Linked DNA regions of Homo sapiens: regions 1 and 2 are each linked to region 3. The links are chromatin contacts, found by Hi-C or POLR2A ChIA-PET in ENCODE. All regions are on one chromosome and are shown on one strand. Each heading gives the region's core, a stretch centred on a gene start or an enhancer-like site at or near the end of the contact. The rest is flanking DNA. Distances are from core to core; before and after follow the strand shown.

Region 1 (3,757 bases), core at 922-3,421, 900 kb before region 3:
CAGGTGTGAGCCACCAGGCTTGGCCACTATTACTTTTATAATAAAAAAAGATAGCTCAGTCAGGTGCAGTGGCTCACGCCTGTAATCCCAGCACTTTGGGAGGCCGAGGTGGGCGGATCATTTGAGGTCAGGAGTTGGAGACCAGCCTGGGCAACATGGTGAAACCCAGTCTCTACTAAAAATACAAAAATTAGCTGGGTGTGGTGGCGGGCACCTGTAATCTCAGCTAATCGGGAGGCTGAGGCAGGAGAATCCCTTGAACACAAAAGGCAGAGGTTGCAGTGAGCCAAGGTTACGCCACTGCATTCCAGCCTGGGCAAGAGAGTGAGACCCTGTCACACACACACACACACACAAAAAGATTTCACTTTGGGTAAAAAATAATTACAAAACTTCAAAAGGGAGAATATCATGAACCACTCTAGCTGCAAACCAATGCCAGAACTATGTTAGATCTCCAGAAGACAAATGGAATCAATCTGAATCCAAATGTACACTGAATTTTTGATAAGACTGCTCACTCATAGAAGAAAAACTATATAACAGATTGTAAGAAAAAGGCTCTCTGCATGATAATAAGGGGGTAGGCAAAATACAGCCTTATAGCTGCAAGTTTAAGAATTGAAATTCTGCCGGGCACAGTGGCTCACACCTGTAATCCCAGCACTTTAGGAGGACGAGGCGGGCGGATCACAAGGTCAGGAGTTTGAGACCAGCCAGACCAACATGGTGAAACCCCATATCTACTAAATATACAAAAATTAGCCGGGCGTGGTGGTGTGCGCCTGTAATCCCAGCTACTCGGGAGGCTGAAGCAGGAGAACTGCTTGAACCCGGGAGGCGGAGGTTGCAGTGAGCCAAGATCGCACCACTGCACTCCAGCCTGGCGACAGAGCGAGACTCTGTTTAAAAAAAAAAAAATTGTAATTTTTTGACATTATAAAACTGTGGTATTTAAGTTTAGAAAGGTATTCATTACACAAAGAGGTAAAGATGGGCTCACAATTTGCATCTTACCAGAGGTTATATTAATATTTCCAGCTTCGATCCCTGCTTTAAGTCCGTCTTTCCCCAAAATCCCAGACTCTCCTTTGGCCAGACGCTCCCTCTCCTTCTCTTCCAAACTTCCATAATAGATGTGTGGTTTCTTCACGACCGGAGCAACTAAGTCGTCGGGTGCTTTAGTTTTGGTTGCCTGCTAAATCAAAGATCTGCATTAAACTAAGGTTTAATCTTGGCAATTTACCGGACTTCACCAGAGGATGAAGCTCACCCTGAGTTTCACAGTCCTGTTTCCTCTGTAATTGAAAGGACAAATTGGACACTACTTAAGACGCTCTTCATTGATTTGAGGAGGTGAAGGTAGGGTGAGGGTGTTTCAGTCCCTCACTTTGGTTGATGGGATTAATAAAACTAGTGAGGTTCTCTCGGGTATTTTCCTATGAAAGGTTTGCTCTGAAATCTGTTTACTTCATTCCGTTGGAAGTGTTCAATCTCGTGTTTTATGCTTCCCGGATTACTGCTTATCACTGGGGAAATACTAAGGATAGATGAAATAACCAACGCGGTGCTAAAGGATAACAAGTTACAACATTACAAGTGTATACATTTCAAACGTTCCTAGACGTGAGGTAGTAGGAGTTAGTAGGTCTCATTAAAATTCTGAGATCTGCCAAAGGCATAAACCTTGGCCAAGACACTTCCCTATTTCAGAGCACCGTTACTGGATGAGTCGGAAGAGATGCTTGCCCTTTGGGGCTGTAGTGGGAGAGGTGCAAATAAGCTACAGTCCACGAAAGCGCTTAGGGATCAGGAAAACGGTGGTCCGCTGTGTAGGACACCGCTGAGTCCCGCAGCCTTCCTCCTCAGCCCTCCACCGCCTTCTCCCGCTCCTTAACGGCCCCTTCCCGCAGAGATCCCCTTCCCCCTTAGCGCTCCCTGCCAGAGTGAGCTGGGATCCCGGGCTCTGTACCGTGGAAGAGGCTCGCGAGGAAGCCATGCTGGGCTCTGGAGCCGCGAGGCCCCAGCGAAACCCGAACACTCCCTTTCAGACCGTCCACCGCGCGCCCAGCAGAGGGGAAGTGCGTCACTGACAGGAAGTGCGTCACTGACAAGACGTGGGCCAAGAGGGGTCACCGCCCCCGGAGCGGCGCGGAGCATGATGGAAGTCGTAGTAGGAAATGGCGTCGTGGCATTGAGGGGCATCCCTCCTAGAACCTCCAGGAAAAGCTCGCGGAAGACGAGGTTCTGCGGAGAGAGAGGCTCCAAGCAGTCTGGGAAGTGTAGTCCAGTTGGCTTAGCAGTAGTTTCGTTGGGGGGGAGCCGAGGTTCCGGGAAGGGGCTAGGCCGGCTTGAAAAGAGGTAGGTGAGTCGACTCGCGCGGCTCGGGGCTGAACTCTGGAGCGAGTCAAGGGCTTCCGGGGTCCGCTGTGCCCCCCGGGCGTACGGGGGCGTTTACGTCTTCTTGGAGCCGAGGACCATGTTACCATAGAAACCCTTGCCTGGGCTCCGAGGTACAGGCCTGGAGCTAGGGGACGAGGACTGTTCTCCTCCATGGTCCGGAAGTCTTCCCAGGCTCCCCCTCTGAGCTTGATGGCTCGGCGGTGGATTTGGGCTGCGGCGGGAGATTAAGCTAGAAGAGCCCGCTAGTGCCAAAGTCAAATAAAGACCCGGCGGAGGAGCTTCGGCCTGATTTTGTTGATTTGTCTTCAGCCTGGTCTTTGTATCAGATTGAGAGTAAGATGATGGATAGGAAGGTGTCAGGTAACTCTGTACGTCTCTCTGCCCTGCTGGATGCTGGGGCATTAGAGACGAACAGGATAAGGTTTTTATCCCCACATGGGCGGTGGGAGATCCTCAAAATATTGACGTTTCCCTAGCTGGCCAGATCCTCATGCAACCCCCTAGAACAATTACAGCAATAATAGATGTTATTTATTGAACATTTATTAAATGCCAAATAATATTCCAAGAGCTTACTCTGTATTACGTTATTGACTTCCTACAACAGCAGAGTAGGATACAGATGAGGGAACTAAGGTCTAGTGAGAAATGAAACGAATTGTTCAGGATCGGTGGTGTAGTGGGATTAAAACCTGTGCCCTTTAACCTCTACAGCCAGCACTTTTAACTGTTAATCTATACTGCTCCCTAGTGGCCAGTTTTTTGCAGTTTGCAGAAAAGGTAAAATGTATAGATTTTTTTTTCCCCCTTTTAGGTATCCCTATCCCTCTCTTTCCCTCTTTGGAACTTTGGCTTTCTCTACCATTTGTCTGCATTGGAATCTGGTAGAAGATAATGCCTGATTTAGTACAAAGGAATTTGAAATGTAATGTGCCAGTGTTTTGTGTTGATAATATCACCTGTAGTATCCTAAGCTTCATGGGAGAAGGAACTATTTCTTCCTTTGTATACTTCACAGTCCTTAGTTTCATCCTAGATACGTGTAATAATTTGTATCTGTACATACTTTCAAGGAGTTTTCACTTCCATCATTTTCACTTAATGCTTATCATGTTGACCTTTATAATTTTTATAGGAGGCTAAAATTATTAACCAAACTGAACAGCTTGCTTCGATGACTTCTTTATGTGTGAAATAGGAATCATTTTGTCAACTTCACAGGGTTTTTGTGTTAAAATAAGAATGTAAAGAATGGGAATGGAAAAACAGCACGGTGCTCAAGAATGATCTCACCTTCTAGTCAACAAACATTTACTGACTGTTTTTATAGATACACTCTAGGGGATGCTGTGGA
Region 2 (4,231 bases), core at 1,093-3,592, 680 kb before region 3:
TCAGAAAGGACCTGCACTGATTGGTGATAGGCAGCATGGGCTCAGGAGAGCAGGGAGAGTTAGGGGAGACACCCACGTGCCTGGAATAGTGGAGGGCCATTTGGAGCAAGCCTCAGATGGAGAGCCACATATCGAGGTGTTCGGTCAATCCTTGTGAACCAGAGAGTGTTCCTACGAATGCTAGAGTCTCATAGAAGTAATGTCTCTTTTACGTTTTTTTGCCTGATTAATATTTTCTTCCCCTCCCGGTGCCTTCAAGTATGAATGACAATAAATACCATACATATTTACCGTGTGTGACCTCTTCATTAGGGAATTCACTAGAATCAGCCGAATTCACACAGTTATCGCCGCACTTGCTTCCCCTGTCCCTGTCGGGAGAATTTTCAGGTCTACTCGAATGAATATACTCAACAGTACAACATTATGTTCTGATCCTCCGTACTAACTCATCCCTACCACATATATATATATGTGTATATATATGTATATATATATGTGTGTATATATGTATATATATGTGTGTATATATGTGTATATATGTATATATGTGTATATATGTATATATGTATATATGTGTATATATGTATACATGTGTATATATGTGTATATGTATATATATGTATATATTATGTATATATATGTTGGTTTCAAGAAAATCCTTGAGAAACTGAACTGCCCCTCTTTCTGATTTGTGAGGAAGAAAGGAAAGGAGAGGTATTGAAAAAAATATTGTACCTTTTTACGACTCTAATATCAGGAACAATTAAAGTCAGGACCATATCTGAGGCAGAAACAAAGCAATTGCCTATCCGTACAAAGGTGACGCTCAAAGAATACTCTGTCAGGAACACAGTGTAGGGGGCCGTGTCTTAAGTAGGTGAAGAGTAATTTCAAGCCATCAATTATTTTTCAGTCTTCACTGAGTCCTTAGTTTAGTATTGCTGGATAACAAATTATCACCAGCTTTAGTGGATTAAAGTATCACAAACCTATTATCTCACAGATTCTGTAACCTGGAAGTCTGTGTATATCATGGTTAGGGTGATGGTTAATTTTATCGGTCAACTTGACTGGGCTAAAGGATGCCCAGAAAACTGGTGAAACATTGTTTCTGGGTTTGTTAGTGTGTTTCTGGGAAAAGATTAGCATTTGAATTAGCAAACTGAATAAAAAAGCCCCCACCAATGTGGGTGGCCACCACCTAATCCACTGAGGGCCTGAAAGGACAAAAAGGAAAAGGAAGGGTGAATCCTCTTTTCTATTTTTTTTTAATCTTTAACTTTTGTGGGTACATAGTAGGTGAGTATATTTATGGGGTACATGAAGTAGTTTGATACAGGCATGCACAGTGCAATAATCACATCATGGAAAATGGGGTATCTATCCCCTCAAGCATTTATCTTCTGTGTTACAATCCATTTATACTTTGTTATTTCGAAATGTACAACTAAATTATTATTGGATATATACACCTGTAGTGCTATCAAATACTAGGTCTTATTCCTTCTTTCTTTTCTTTTTTTTTAAAAACCCGTTAAGTATCCCCACTTCCCTCCCACCTTTTCTTTTTTCTTGAGCTGGGACATTCATCTTCTGCCTTTTGACATTGGAGACCCTGGTTTTCTGGCCTTTGGACTCTGGACTTACATCATCCCTACCCCTCTCCACTCTTTTTCCAGTACCTTGCATAGCGCAGCACCTAACCTGCACATATTCAATGAATGCAATTAATGCATGAAATGGCGCATTAAGGAATTATTTCTCCAAGTGCTTGATTATTCTGGTGAAATATCTTCACCAAACCCGGGCTCTCACGGAGGAGTGGTGTGTTTACTTAAGTTTCTGTTTCAGTTTTTCTTATTGTTCTTATACTATATATGAAAAGATTTATCGTATATCTCAAAGATTAACGTCCTCTCCCTATAAAATAATGTTATTTGTTCGATCAGGCTTTTCTCCGTTATGCTTCCAATTTCTCGCATCCTGCCTTTCTAAAGTCCGCACTAAGCGTTGTGATTCCCGGACTTCTAGCCGCTGGCCGCACTGACATGTATTCGGAAAAGCAATTCCAAATTCTGTAAAATATCTTCCGGCAGTGATGCGATCCGAACTCCGGCAGTGGGTTGTCAGGCCCAGGTCAGTCCTGTAGTGCGTAACGGAACTCGGTTCCGGCTGGCTCTGATCGCATCACTCCTGCATCCTGCAAGTAACGCCCTCGCCAGCTTCCACCTCCCGATCTAATTGTCCCAGAAGTCCCCGCACTTCCGCTGTACGGCTGAGTGTTTGCCAAGATGGCCGCGCCCGTGCGCTATTACCGAAGGGCGCCGCCATCGCGGCTGCCGGACCCGCTAAGGCCGCCCTCCGGGTAGCCGCCATGTCGGTCTCCAGCGGCGTCCAGATTCTGACAAAGCCAGAGACCGTGGACCGGAGGAGAAGTGCGGAAACGACCAAAGAGGCCGGGCGACCACTGGAGATGGCTGTGTCCGAGCCCGAGGCCAGCGCCGCGGTGAGAGCTGTGATGAGACAGGGTGTTTTGGCGGTCAGAGATGGTGTACTTGCGGGGCAGTGATTGGAGTAGTCTGTGACGATAGGTGATTTGGGAATTGGTGGAATCGATGCTAGATGGTCTTTTGGGAGGTCGGTGTTCTGAGTTATCTGTGGGGTTAATGATTTGGCTTTAGGATATCAGTATTAGGAGGGATCTGCAGAGACAATGATGGGGAGGCGTCTGTGGCAGTCACCGAGTGTCGGAGTTTGGAAGGAGATCAGAAATGGAGGCTTTGTGATGTGTCAGAGATAGGGAAGGACCGTGGGGGTTGGCGGTTTGGGATGTCTATGGGAGCCAGCGATTATGGGTGCCTGTGGTGGTTAGAGCCTGGGTTATCAAAGAGGGTCAGTGTTAGGATTTGGGAAATTCAGTGATTGGGAGCATCTGGGAGCATCAGAGATTGGGGCTTGGGAGTCAGTGACGGTGATGTCTGTGGAAGTTTGATTAGCAGTATCTTTGAGGGTCAGTGGGTAATGGAGGAATCGGGGGGCCAGTGAGGGGGGAATATGACTGTTGGAGTTTGGGGAGTCAATGTTGAGGTGTCTCTGGGGATGGTAGATGATTTGTATGTCATCTGGGGAGAAAAGGTAATTGGGGATGTATGCAGGTCAATAATTAGGTGGTGTCTAGCAGTAATAACTGTGCTTTGAGTAATGAGGTGATTAGTAGGAATTAATGATTGAAGATCCTCTATGATTCTGTGACTAGAAGTCTAAGGGGGTCAGGAGTTTGAGGGGATTGCTGCATTTAATGATTGAGGGTTCTTTGGTGGTCAGTGATTGGAGATCTGTGGAGGTTAATGATTGTTCTGTGGAGAGTGATAGTTGGGAACTTGCAGAGATCCATAATTGGGAGAAGTTTGTGAAGGTTAGTGATTGGGGAGTATTTGGGTGTCAGTGATTGAAAACTTGCAGGAACAGTAGGAACAGTCTGTAAGATGAGCATTTATTTTATGCCAGGGGGTATTTTTTATTTTATTTGTTTGGTGTTGTTGTTTTGCAGTCCCTGCTTTGTCCTCAAAACCAGGGAATGTTTTAAATGCTGGAGACACACCAGGAAACAAAACCAGAATCCCTCCCTCAATGACTTACATTATAGAAATATGAAAGATATCATAAAATATAAACAAATAAAATTATTCCAGACACTAATAAGTGCTGAAGTAAGTAAAAGAGGATGGTGTGGTACAGAGTGATTGAGGGTAGGGAGTGCATGACTTTAGCCAGGTTAGTCATGGAAAGCTTTCCTTAGCAAATGACAGTTGGGTTGAGGCATAAATCATCACAAGGAGGCAGCCATGCAGAGATCTGAAGAAAGAGTGTTTCAGGAAGAAATAAACATCAACTGCAAAGGACCTGGGGTAGGAGTAAACTTGGTGTGCTTAAAAAAGAGAAGGAAGATTAGTGCTGTTGGAGCACAGTCAGAGGGAAAGTAGAAAGCTGTGAATCATAGTGGTAGGAAGGTATCAGATAATGTAGGATTTTATTGGCTAGTGTAAGGATTTGGATTTTATTCTAGATGCAGTGAGAAGCCATTGAGTTTAAGCAGGGGAATGATCTGTTCTGACTGACACCTTGAAAAGATCACCATGGCTACCTCATGGAAGACGGACTGCAGAGGGGCAAGAGTAGGTAGATATAGGGAGGTCAGTTAGGAACTTTTTGCAATAGTCAAAGACAA
Region 3 (4,330 bases), core at 1,108-3,607:
GTGATAAAATAAATGCAAATTTTAACAATAATGAGGTGACACTTTTTTCTCTAATTAGATTTTCATCATTAACTATTTTGCGGTTAGCCAACAAGTGGGATTAGAGGATCTCATTTATCCTTTTGGGTGTGCAACCCTTCTGGGGGGTCATCTGGAAATATCTGTCAAAATATAAAGTGCATTTCCTCTTTTTTCTTTTTGAGACAGACTCTCACTCTCTCTCGCAGGGTGGAGGGCAGGGCAGTGGCATGATCTCGGCTCACTGCCACCTCCGCCTCCAGGTTCAAGCGGTTCTCCTGCCTCAGCCTCCTGAGTAGCTGGGATTACAGGTGCCCGCTACCAGGTCCAGCTAATTTTTGTATTTGTAATTTTTGTAATTTTGTAGTTTTAGTGGAGACGGAGTTTCACCACGTTGGCCAGGCTGGTCTCGAACTCTTGACCTCCAGTGATCCGCCCGCCTCGGCCTCCCAAAGTGCTGGGACTACAGGCGTGAGCCACTGTGCCCAGCCACATTTACTCTTTGATCCAGCAATTTCACTTCCAGGAGTTTATCCTACATATACACTTATATATGTGCAAATAGATAAATACAAGTATAATTATGGAAGCAAAAAAAGAGTATCCAAAAAACTGGAAACAGTCTAGTATCCAACAATAGGGAACAGGTTAAATAAACAAAGGTATATTCATATACAGGTTGAGCAAACCAAATCTGAAAATCTGAAATCCGAACACGTCTGGAACCAAGCATTTTGGATAATGGATACTCAAGCTGTTACAGAATATTATGCAACCATTAAAAAGGAGGAGGGGCCAGGCGCAGTGGCTTACGCCTGTAATCCCAGCACTTTGGGAGGCCGAGGCAGACGGATCACGAGGTCATGAGATTGAGACCATCCTGGCTAACATGGTGAAACCCCGTCTGTACTAAAAATACAAAAAAATCAACAGGGCGTGGTGGCACGCGCCTGAAGTCCCAGCTACTCGGGAGGCTGAGGCAGGAGAATTGCGGGAGGCGGAGGCTGCAGTGAGCCGAGATCATGCCACTGCACTCCAGACTGGAAGACAGAGCGAGACTCCATCTCAAAAGAAAAAAAAAGGAGGCGGAAGATCTGCCATGTACTAAAAATGTATGTCCCTGGGCACAGCGGTGCATGCCTGTAATCCTAAATACTCCAGAGGCTAAGAAGGGAGGAACATCAGCCTGGGAGTTCAAGGCTACAGGCCAGTCTGGGCAACATGGGAGACCCCGTCTTTAAAAAAAACAAAGAAAGAATGTCCCAAGACATACCAACTAAAAGTAGCAAGACCAAGAATAGAGTCTGCTGCTATTTTTAAGAAAGGGTATGTGTGTGTGTGTGTGTGTGTGTGTGTGTATCCGGATGTATACAAATTATGTTCATACATGCACGAAATAGAAACGTAAGTAACTGGGGAACTAGATTTTAGGGATGGGGAGACTCACTTTTTACCCTATACTCTTTGAACTGTTTTAAGTCTTTGGCTATATGCCTGCATGTTTCAGGCAAATTACAAAATCTGACAACACGTCACTCAACTCAAGATACCCAGACCTTACATAAACCAGAAAGTAGAATGGTGGTTGCCAATGTACGAGCGGAGGTGGGGAAGAGGAGTTGTTTCATGGATAGAGTTTCAGCTTGCAGATGAAAAAAGTTCTGGAGATTGACTGCACAACGATATGAATCTACTTAACACTACTGAAGTGTACACTTAAAAAACGGTTAAGATGGCAGATTTTGTACGTATTTTAACACAATTTTTTAAGGTGAAAAAAAAATCCCCCAAAGATACCCATGTTTTAAGATCGGTTTAGTTTCTAATTTGGAAATCATTTTTTAAACACTCCATTATTACTCTAGAATTGAGCGTCAGGAACAAGTGAAAACTCTTTAAACTCTGGAGCTGCTCCTGCGACCTTTCACCTAGAACTCACACGCATTCGGCCAGGCACGCACTCCTGCTAAACTCAGGGAGGGCCGGCACTGGGGGCGGCGTGGTGACTCCCCCTCGGCCCTTTACCCGTGGAAAAGGTTTCTACACTGCTGCCATCCTGTAATACAAAAGTTTGTGTTCCTTTTCACACGTTACCGCAGATTCTCGGTGCACAGTGCCCAGCGCGGACCAGAGCTCAGAGCGTGCCCAGGCAGTATCCTTGACCTCCCACAGCCGGGCCGGCCAGCCCGGGCGATCCGCGGCGGCCCCACCGAGACGCGCCCTTCGCCCGACAGGGTCTCTCCCCGCGCCGCCCCTACCCCCTTACCCGGTGTTGGGTAACATGACTTTCGTAGATCAGAGGAGGTGGCGGCGACAGCGGCGGCGGCGAGCAGAGAGCTAAAGCTGGACCGTCCCTCCGCATTTATCCCCGCCCCTGCCCCGCCCCTGCCCCCCCCGATGCCTGTGCGGGAACTGCGCGCGGAAAAGCCGGGATCGCCGAGTGCGCCTGCGTATGCAGTGGGCCTCCTGCGCCCAGCGTTCCTCTTCGTCGCCTCCCAAGCCTGGTCCCTGATTGCAGGCTCTCCGCGCAGGCGCTTTGAGGCACAGCTCCGCCCCGCCCCCTCACTGGTCGTACGGTGACAATCAGGCTCCTGTCGGCGCCTAGCGTCTGGGCAGCGTCAGCCGCTACGTCCACCTTTTCCCTGTCTCTAGGGGTTTCTCCTCGCGCCGCTGTGTTCCAGCGCCGGCTCCGAGCTGGGAGGGTGACTGAGCCCTGAGCTTGGGCCCTCCGAGAGGTGCGTTAGCTCTGGGTCTTCTTGCCCCTACGCCCGAGCCTGGCGTTCTCTCGGCCCCCTCTTAGGAACGCTAGCCCTGGGCAGAAATTGCCTTTGTGGCTGAAGTCGGCCAGCGTCGCGTTTCCACTCTCCCGCCGAATCTGGACCCAAGCCAGCCTTCCCTTGTGCATCGGTAGATAGCTTGTGTTAAGGCGCCAGCTTCTTGGAACAGAGCTCTCTGCAAAAGTCGCGCTGAAGAATTCATAGTCAAAAGCTGAACTTGCAGAAGTTTCTACTTCTGGAATGAGTGTTGAAATGAGATCAATTCTGACATTCAGTTTCGCTTTTGGGATTATGCCTTGGACTAACTCAGCTACTCTGATGAGCTAAAGACTGTAGTATATTTGAAGGAAGACACGAGGAACTGTTTTGTATTTTGTAGGGATAGAACAGGACCTTGAGGAGATTATTATATGAAGACTAGTTAAAGAAACTAGCCTGGAGATGGCTTATGTACTCTCTCCTTTGTTTTTGTTTTGTTTTTTGAGACGGAGTCTCGCTGTCGCCCACGCTGAAGTGCAGTGGCGCGGATCTCGGCTCATTGTAACCTCCGCCTCCCGGGTTCAAGTGATTCTCCTCCCTCAGCCTCCGGAGTAGCTGGGACTACAGGCATGCATCACCACGCCTGGCTAATTTTTTTGTGTTTTTAGTAGAGACGGGGTTTCGCCATGTTGGGCTGGCTGGTCTCGAGCTCCTGACCTCAAATGATTGGCCCGCCTCGGCCTTCCAAAGTGCTGGGATTACAGGCGTGAGCCTCCGCGCCCGGCCTCTCTCCCCTTTGTTATGGGCCCTAAATGACTCTATTTCCTCCTGCATATCACCTGCCCGACTCCTGTAGGCATTTGAATTGATGATTCATGATACGGTCTTTAGAGGCTCCAGAGGAATTTGCAAATTATTATCATCCACTAAGTGATTGCTGATTACCTGAGATACAGCAGCTCAAAAAGGACAAGGTCTCTGCCTATGGGAGGTATGAGTAGCCAGTGTGTTCTTTAGACTGTTGTTAAGCATTAGGTGTTTTAAGAAGAGTGTTGATAGAGACTGTTAGATGAAAATAACTTACTCTCCTCTCATCCTTAGGAGCACTTGCTGAAGCGTGTATATATCTGTCGAATAGAGTGAATTCTTAGTAACGGGGTGACATTTCCTTCATATCATCTAAAATGTTCTCTCCTTTTTGAAAGCCACAATATCTTCAGTCTGTTAGAGCCTCCTTTCTTGAATTTGTGTGCTTCTATTTCCATTTGTTACGGAAAGAGAGCTCAACGAAGAGGCAAAGCAAACAAAAAACCTTTGCCAATTTTTCAGTCATAACGATATTTTGTGAGCCTAAATACCTGTACTTACACTATTTTTATACTTTGCGATGGCTTTCACAGAAGGCAAATATATTCCTAAATTATTAGAGGTAGTTTTACCAAGCAAGTTTAAATCCATTGTATTCAGTACTTTGACTAGAGTTCATTTAAAGTGTGATTTGGAGTTACCCATGACCTTCTACCCCATTACCTTGATTAACCTAGTGTTAGATTAAT

Evidence for each region. A loop is a pair of places that touch in the nucleus more often than their neighbours do. ChIA-PET counts read pairs that join two places held with the same protein, here RNA polymerase II (POLR2A). Pooled maps may share reads with other maps.
Region 1: a map of CD8-positive, alpha-beta T cell shows a loop between it and region 3 (4-fold over the local background). The contact joins the promoter of CDC26 here to the promoter of HSDL2 in region 3. A Hi-C loop is called at or near these places in 1 of 168 maps with a recorded cell type or tissue (CD8-positive, alpha-beta T cell) and 7 of 50 pooled maps. POLR2A ChIA-PET finds 5 or more read pairs at or near these places in 1 of 52 experiments (activated T-cell).
Region 2: a pooled map shows a loop between it and region 3 (12-fold over the local background). The contact joins the promoter of ZFP37 here to the promoter of HSDL2 in region 3. A Hi-C loop is called at or near these places in 1 of 37 single-sample maps with no recorded cell type and 9 of 50 pooled maps.

What each region holds. Positions count from the first base shown.
Region 1 is chr9:113,273,986-113,277,742 of GRCh38, reverse strand. It overlaps CDC26 (cell division cycle 26), which reads left to right and starts at 2,171. Exons shown (of 4, transcript NM_139286.4): 1 at 2,171-2,361. It overlaps PRPF4 (pre-mRNA splicing tri-snRNP complex factor PRPF4), which reads right to left and starts at 2,085. Exons shown (of 14, transcript NM_001244926.2): 1 at 1,973-2,085; 2 at 1,018-1,195. The coding sequence starts at 1,999. RefSeq lists enhancers at 2,098-2,437, 2,205-3,060.
Region 2 is chr9:113,054,835-113,059,065 of GRCh38, reverse strand. ZFP37 (ZFP37 zinc finger protein) reads left to right here and starts at 2,342. Exons shown (of 4, transcript NM_003408.3): 1 at 2,342-2,509. The coding sequence starts at 2,378. RefSeq lists an enhancer at 2,142-2,711.
Region 3 is chr9:112,378,135-112,382,464 of GRCh38, reverse strand. HSDL2 (hydroxysteroid dehydrogenase like 2) reads right to left here and starts at 2,357. Exons shown (of 11, transcript NM_032303.5): 1 at 2,285-2,357. The coding sequence starts at 2,301. It also overlaps a transcript of PTBP3 not described here. RefSeq lists a silencer at 2,154-2,403 and enhancers at 2,624-2,743, 2,175-2,774, 2,774-3,023, 3,124-3,173.